Linked DNA regions of Homo sapiens: region 1 is linked to region 2. Evidence: read pairs that join two places in POLR2A ChIA-PET (ENCODE). Cell type or tissue: B cell. All regions are shown on one strand.

Region 1 (4,000 bases), 390 kb before region 2:
GTATCATTTAATCCACACAACAGCCCTAATATGATCTTCCTCATTTTACAGGTGGGGAAACTGAGGCACACATCCGTGTAAGAAGAGGAGCCAGGCTTTAAGAATGAGGTCAGCAGCTGAGGGAGGGGGACCCTGAGGCTTTAATAAAGGTGTTCCTGAAGAGGGGTGTGTTAACCAGCTCTTTGTAAGATGGAGCACATTTAAAACATAATACAACTCTTCACCCTTGAAAGACGTCCTTCACTGGGTCAATTCACGTTGTGATTTTTTGGGTAAGATCAGTAATCACACTCAAATTAATATTTCATGGATTACACTGGTGCTCAAAGCTGGTCTGCTCAAAACTGAAAGGAAGGGGACCTGGGCCCAGAGGCTGGTCCTGGGGCCGGGTATGGACAGTCAGCCTCAGGGTGTGGAGGACCAGGGTACTTGGGGTGGGGGGGCTCACCTGAGCGGGCATTGATCCGAAACTGGGTGGAGCCTTCCAAGGAGTAGATGATGGACTCCTGGCCGTACTCCCGGGAGCGGTCCAGGTCTGTGGCATTCAGGAACAGCACCGTGGCTCCTTCAGGGGGAAAAAGGTGGGGGCAGGGGGTGCTGCTCACCCTGGGCCCCTGGCTTCAAGGCCCCAGCCCTGGGAGCAGCATTTGCGCTGGCCCAAGAGGAGGACGTGGGACCCTCCCAGTGACCAGCTCTCAGGGAGGTGGGAGGCCTGCCTGTTGCGACATCCCTGGGACAAGGGCGGCTCAATCGTTGCTCTTGGAGCTGAGATCGCTGGGCTGGGTGGGGACAAGGCTCATGAGAGGCTTAGGGATGGACTGGGCCCTCTGATGTCTTCCTGTCTCCCTGGCCCCTGCTTGGCTGGCCACTATATTAAATACACTCAGATTGGCCAACTGTCACTTGGAGTCAAAAGACATGAAATTCCATATTAAATTATTCTACATTTACTGTATTCAATTTCAGTCTAGTTTTATCTCGTTCAGGGGAATTTATAAGGGTTTTTATTTTCTCTTTAATGTTCAGTTAAGGCCTTCACTTTTATTTCCAGTTCCGTGAAATCCTGACTCAAGGTATCAGCTTTTCCAGCCACCCTGTCCAGACCCTGAGAACAGCTTGTCCTGAAGCTGTGCCCACCAAGGCTTCTGGCTCCAGCCCCTCCTGCCACCCAACTGCCAGCTCTGGCCCAGTGGTGAGGAGGTCCGGTGCACAGGTTCCTGGAATCTTCACACCCAGACTGGACCCCTCAGGGCCTCGGCAGGCGCCTTCACCTGCCTGAGCATCACTTCTTCCCCTGGGACCGGGTCTAAAGATACCCTCTAACTTGTGAGTTTGCTGCTGGGATCCTGAGGGATAAAGCATTGAGGCCACAGGCTGAGCCCCACAGGGAGCTCCACTGGGCTGCAGGGCTGGTGGTGACCATCCAGCGGATGAATCAGCAGTCCCGAGGGGCAAGGGGCCAGGCAGGCCATAGTGGCCCTGTGGCCCTGGGGCCTCAAATATGACCCTCAGGCCTGCCTTGAGCAGGAGGACAGGCACATGAGCCATAACATACCCCTGAAGAGAATTAAGTGCCATAGTGAAGGCTTCTCCTTGACACAGTCCCCAGGGATGGGGGTGTAGTGCTGGAGGCAGCTCTTTAGCAGTGACATTCTCCAGGGGATGCCTGACTAGGACAGGCAGGGTAGGCTGGGTGCAGCCCAGCACCCACCCAGCTCATTGTCAGGTGCCAGAGTGGTACCCAGAGGTTCTCTTTAGAAGGCCTCGTGGTGCCAGGAAAGACCAGTTCTGACTCCACCATACTGACTCCACCATCCCTGACTCCACCAACCCTGGCTCCACCACCCCTGACTCTACCACCCCTGACTCCACCATCCCTGACTCCACCACCCCTGGCTCCACCACCCCTGGCTCCACCACCCCTGACTCCACCACCCCTGGCTCCACCACCCCTGGCTCCACCACCCCTGGCTCCACCATCCCTGGCTCCACCACCCCTGACTCCACCACCCCTGACTCCACCACCCCTGGCTCCACCATCCCTGACTCCACCACCCCTGGACTCCACCACCCCTGACTCCACCACCGTTGGCTCCACCACCCCTGGCTCCACCACCCCTGGCTCCACCATCCCTGGCTCCACCACCCCTGGCTCCATCATCCCTGACTCCACCACCCCTGACTCCACCACCCCTGACTCCACCACCCCTGGCTCCACCACCGTTGGCTCCACCACCCCTGACTCCACCACCCCTGGCTCCACCATCCCTGGCTCCACCACCCCTGGCTCCACCACCCTTGACTCCACCACCCCTGACTCCACCACCCCTGGCTCCACCACCGTTGGCTCCACCACCCCTGACTCCACCACCCCTGGCTCCATCATCCCTGACTCCACCACCCCTGGCTCCACCACCCCTGGCTCCACCACCCCTGACTCCACCACCCCTGACTCCACAACCCCTGGCTCCACCATCCCTGACTCCACCATCCCTGGTTCCACCACCCCTGACTCCACCACCCCTGGCTCCACCATCCCTGGCTCCACGACCCCTGGCTCCACCATCCTTATTCCACCATCCCTGGCTCTACCATCCCTGGCTCCAGCATCTCTAACTCCAATGTCCCTGACTCCACTATCCATGACTCCACCATCCATGACTCTACTGTCCCTGATTCCAGCCTTCCTGTCTCCTTCAGCCACTGCAGCAGTTCCTGATATGGGCGTTTTCTTTGCTAGGATCATTTGCTCTGAGGGTAAGGGCGAAGCTGCCAGCCTGCCTCAAGGGCAGAACAGATCCCCTGGAACCTGAGTGTGGAGCTGGTGGTGCTGGGTCTGCAAACTGAGCCCTGCAACCTGAGCCTGGCCCAGAGATTAGCCTCTCAATCGCATCCTCACATAGGAACACATGCCCCGCTGTAAGGCCACCCCTCTGAAATCATGGCCCCTGGGACCTGCCTCACAGTGCTATAGTCTCAGAGCCCTCTGTATACTTGAGACTGTTTAATCAAGATTGCTTAATTAATCATGGATCATTATTCTTTCCCCACTAGACTATAGTTAGAGGAGAGCAGGAACCAAGTGCCCAGCACAGCACCTGCACATAGCAGGTGCTCTGGAACTAGCTGTTAGCTGGCAGGTAACTAGATGTTTCCAAAGGCTCCCCGATTTGTCAAGGAGCTTGGCCGGGGAAAGAGAAGGCCATGGACCTCCCACAATTTGTGTGCAGAGCCGGGGTCTGCACATCCTGGGTGCCGTGACTGCTGGCTGCCTACCTCCATGTGCCCCCCACCCCCCGACCTGAGCCTGTACCTGCCATGATGTTCTCCACCACGGAGACGAAGTAGGCGGGCTTGCTGAAGGTGGGAGGGTTGTCATTCTCATCCTGGAAGGAACACAGACAGGTTGCAGGAGGCTGCAGGGAGGCAGGTGGGCTGGCCAGATGTCTAAGGTGGGCACCAAGGAGTCAGGCTAGGTCTGGCTGGCCCTAAAGAGCTTTGGCCTCTCCGTATAACCAGAGCCAGGTGAGGTGTCAGCAGGGAGTCAGGTAACCCTCTGGCAGGCTACAGCTCTAGGAGGTAGGACCAGCCTTGGGGAAACATGCAGGCCTCAGGAAGGGATGGGGAGGCCCAGGAAGAGGGAGTGTGCCGGCAGCAGCTGGGACTGCCGACAGCTGCCAGCTCCCCAGGCTCCCCGCTGGTCCTCCAGCTGAGCCCCAGGCTCACTCCAGCACTCACACCCCCAGCTCCCATGCTGGGGATGCCCACTTGGACCCCTGCGTAGGTCCACCAGGATGATGACAAAAGCTTCTAGGACTCTCCTCAAAGATACTGAAGTATGCTATGGCAGCTCAGGGTCAGGTGGTTCCCAGAGCCCAAACTCTGGCCCTGGGCTGGCTGCTGGCAGGTACAGCTAGATTCCTCCTTGCACATGAGAACAACGGCTCTTCCAGCCCCTGGGCCACCCCTGGCCTAGAGCCCCACCCCTGTCAGTTCTAAA
Region 2 (4,000 bases):
GCCCTGGTAGAAGGAATCTTCTCTCAAATCTCCAGGCAAGTCCTCCTTTGCCCACAGCCAGGCCGCACCCCAGCGGGGCTGGTGGGTGGTAAGAAGCCCCACGAGCTACTGAGTCCATGGCAGGGAAGCCAGGCTGGGGACGCTGGCTGGAACTGCGGCCCTAAAACCTGCCCTCCTCTCAGGATATCAGACTTTCAAAGGCCAGGATGTGCTGAGACGGGTCCCAGTGGCTGCTCGGAGACCTGCTGGGGCATGCCCTAGGGTCACTGCCTGGAGGTGTTGGGGAAGCGGGCACCTGCCTTGCCTGGAGTGCCAAGAGGGAGAGGCCTTTGAAGAGGCCTCTGTGCTGGCTGCAAGATCCTTGTCCCAGCCACTGCCAGGCAGCTGCACAGGGCAGGGACTCATCCCGTGCCATGCAGGGCCCCTCGAACAGGTTGGGTGGGGGTGGTATGTGCTGTCCCCTCAACCCTGGCAACCCTGCCCACTGGGAAAGGTTATTTCAGATCTCTCAGACCGTAGCGGGGTGGGTGAGAGGAGGGTTATAGGAGGTGCCTGTGGAGATCAGAGCTGGGAAACCAGCTTCTCAGCCTCCTTCTCCACTCCTGGGCATATGAAGCACAGCCAGGCCACCCGCCTCCAAGGCTCCCACGTTGCAGAGCTGACTGACACCGGGAAGCTCAGGCTTCTGCAGCTAGAGAGGACTTCTCAGCCATCACTCTGCTTTACAGAAGGAGAAACCAAGGTTGGGGAAGGGCAGATTCTGGATTCCTGGCCATCAAGAGAGCACCACGCTGCTCTAGAGGCTGCTGGGCTGAGGAGGGGATGAGGGTGTCAGGGCTGGCCCCACCCTAGGGTAAAGCTATCCAGCCGCCAGGAGAGAGATGCCCGTGGAGGACTCCCCTCCCCTACTTCATCTCTCTGTTTGAGTCCCACTTCTGGGCCACATCCCTTTCTAGGAGCCACCAGACCAAAACCAGACTGGAACATTCTCCCTGGCTCACAACTGGCCTGAGCAGTCCTCCTCTTTCATCCCAACTTTCTTAATCCAGATTCCCAGGAGTCCAGATGTATCTCCCTGGGGCTGTGGGAGGGAGGGCCCACCCACTCCAGCCCTCAGCACTCCTTGGCTTTATGGATTCAGCATCTGCTTAAGATTTTAGAGGAAAATCTAACCAGCTAAATCTAGACAGTGAAAACCCTGTCTGACCTACTCCCTGCACAACTGGGGAAACTGAGGCCTTGTCAGAATTTAGTCCAAGATGGATTCGTTAGCAGCAAAGTACTCTCTGTTCAGTCTCTCTCTCCTCAATGCACACGCGTACATGTACACACACACACACACACACACACACACACACAGGCACATTCACTCCTGGCCAGAAGTGTGAGCGTGCCCATTCTCATCCACACTCAAGAAAAGAGTTTTCTATTTTTTTTGTGTTGTTTTTCATTTTCTTTTTTTTTCTTAAAAAGGACTTATCCAAATAATCTGGATAATAAATCGTTTGCGTTTCCTAAGAAACTGGGTTTTTCTTTTCCCTTGTGGTTTTGGTGTTTTTCTTCTTCTTTGAGCCTTACTAGCGGTCTGAAGCTTTCTTTCTTTCCTTTGCCTTTTTGCTTTTGGACAGGAGAAAGCAGTTTGTCTGAATTGTACTTGACTCTTCAAAGAGGAAAAGGGCGTGGAAGCAGAAGGGGGCTTAGGGAGAAAGGAGAAATCAATAACGGAGGAAGAAAACGAGAACGGAACTAAAACCCATGGAACCCAGAAGTTGCCGGGCTGAGGGTGGGGGGGTGGAGGGAGGGCCTCCTGCCTGCCCGCCCCCAACCAACTGCCTCCAGAGGCTTCAGCCCCATCTTGGTTCCTGCACAGAGATCTCAGGCCAAGAGAGAGAGAGCGGGGGTGGAGAAGGAACTCTGGGCCCTCTAACAACAGAGTACATGGATTTTCTAAGGCTGGTCATGGTCTGGGGGTTGGGGAAGAGGAGGAGGAGAGGCAACTCTGGCTGTGAACTGGGAGGAAGCAGAGGCCAAACATCCCCATCAGGAGGCTGCCCCAGGCCTCCCTGCACCTGCCTCCTGCCAGTCCCTGCCAGCCCGCTGTCCCAGGAGGCTCAGCAGTCCCCGTCGGTGGCCACAGCCACCAGCATCTCACTCTTGCCCATCTCCTCCAAGGCACTCGCCAGGCTGTTGAGGTCCCCATCGTCCTGCTGCAGAGCTTCCCAGAGGTCCAGGATCACACCCGTGGGGCTCGCTTTGGTGGCAAAGTAATTCAGGTACCTGGCAGAGGGAAGGAGGGCACTGAGGTTCCCAAGCACTTAGCCCCTCCCCGGAGCCTGGAGGTGAAGGGGCACAAGGGGAAGTGGGAAGGCTGTGAGCTTTGGTGTCCCACTGTCCTGGGTCTGAATTGCAGCTACTGTGCTGCAGTCTGTGTGGCTCTCGGCAATTCAGAACCTATGGCTCAGAATCTCAGTCTCCTTGTCTCTAAAATGGGAACAATGCCAGTTACCGCTCAGCAAGATCCAAGATCATATAAAGTAAGGGTCTAGCGTTGTCTCTAGCATGTAACCATCTTGTTCATCATCATCATTATTATCATTGAAAGACACTGGCCCCAAGAGAGAATGACCACGTCTAGCATGTGGTCATTCCTCCCACCCGTGTTCCCTCCTGCTCCCATGAACTCCCCTGATAGGAGGAATAAAGCCTTAGCCATCTTTGTAAGTCCTATTCATTTCTAGTAAAATGTCTTATCTAAAGCATATTTTATTTATTTATTTTTTGAGACTCAATGCAGGTTTATTACACATCTTTCAATAAGTATAATATTTATTATCATTGGCCTTATATTTATCCAGCACTTATCCAGCATTTGAGGTTCTCCAAAGGAGTTTTGACACCAAAGTGTATCTTGGTCAGTCAGCAAGCATCTCGCAGCACATTCTCTGTCCTAGATACCAGGTGCTGACAATGATGGCACCAAGCTGATGCCCTGGCTTTGAGTCTCCTGCTGTTCGGTGAGATGGGCAGGTGGAGCATTATCCCCACACAATGGGAAAAGAGCAGGGTCTGAGAGTCTGCCTGGCTCAAGGACCAGTGCTCTGAGCATGATGCTCCTCAAGGGAGCAGTATTCTTGAACTTTGCATATCCAATCCTGAGTTGCTGATTTGCCACAAATGGTGGCAAAAGGGCAGCTGGTCTGGGAGATGGTCGTGGCTGTCAGGCTGCCTGCCCTGCCTGCCCCTGTGAGACCTTGAGGACGAAGGCAGATGGGGATGGGCTGTGGTTTGGGATACTCACCGGTCCATAGAGAGCTTCTGTGCTAACATCCGCCAGTCATTGCCCCGTGAGTTGGGGGCATCTAGGCTGTTGCATATCTTCTGGCGGATGGACAGTGGGATCTTGAAGGCATAAGGTCCCAGCTGGGTGGTGACAGTGCTGCCAGGGGCAGAGCAGAGAGTGTCCAGGGAGCCAGCAGGTGTCTGCAAGGGTGGGGGCCAAGAGTGAGAGGGGCACAGTGCTGGGCATCTGCCCTCCAGCCTCCCTCCCCTTGGACTGTGAGCTCATTGAGCCTTGAGTCACTCCCACCTCCTCTGGACAGACTCCCACTGTTCAGGCAGGGGCTTCTCCCTTGAAGGGTCGGTTCCCAAGGGCAAGGCCTGCATGGCCACCCTTCAGGCCTCAGGGGGTGCACCATGCTTACCTAAGGCCCCAGGCAAATGCAGATGCAGCCTCATGGTTAGGAAGCCCCAAGGAGGCCCAGCCACAGTCTAATCCACATGCACCCTCTTGTACAGGTGGAAAGTGAAGTCTAGAAAAGGGGAGTGGCTTGCTCATGGCCACATGCCAAGTTAGTGGCAGACCTGGGTCCAGACCTGTATCCAGTGCTCTTTACAATGCCCCAAGAGGAGGATCTAGTGTTGTCACCCTGGGTGGCCTGGGTTTTTAAATCTCAATCCGGATTTTTAACGGTTGAGAACCACAGGCCTGGTCCTTGCATCA

Evidence for each region. ChIA-PET counts read pairs that join two places held together with the same protein. Peaks named below come from ENCODE experiments on the same cell type or tissue, not always from the same donor. Only the 100,000 strongest peaks of a DNase experiment are listed, where the experiment ranks them.
Region 1: POLR2A ChIA-PET joins it to region 2 with 8 read pairs; 2 of 35 experiments call an interaction of 5 or more read pairs at or near these places.

What each region holds. Positions count from the first base shown.
Region 1 is chr10:71,687,033-71,691,032 of GRCh38, reverse strand. CDH23 (cadherin related 23) reads right to left here. Exons shown (of 70, transcript NM_022124.6): 19 at 3,314-3,386; 20 at 449-565. Among named protein-coding and RNA genes, the nearest start is that of C10orf105, 31 kb to the left of the region's middle. RefSeq lists an enhancer at 3,188-3,702. In B cell, no CTCF peak of the experiment used is centred here; no DNase peak of the experiment used is centred here; H3K27ac peaks cover 1,575 bases.
Region 2 is chr10:71,297,389-71,301,388 of GRCh38, reverse strand. It overlaps UNC5B (unc-5 netrin receptor B), which reads right to left. Exons shown (of 17, transcript NM_170744.5): 16 at 3,299-3,480; 17 at 1-2,277. The coding sequence ends at 2,112. Among named protein-coding and RNA genes, the nearest start is that of SLC29A3, 20 kb to the left of the region's middle. In B cell, no CTCF peak of the experiment used is centred here; a DNase peak (open chromatin) is centred at 1,790; H3K27me3 peaks cover 839 bases.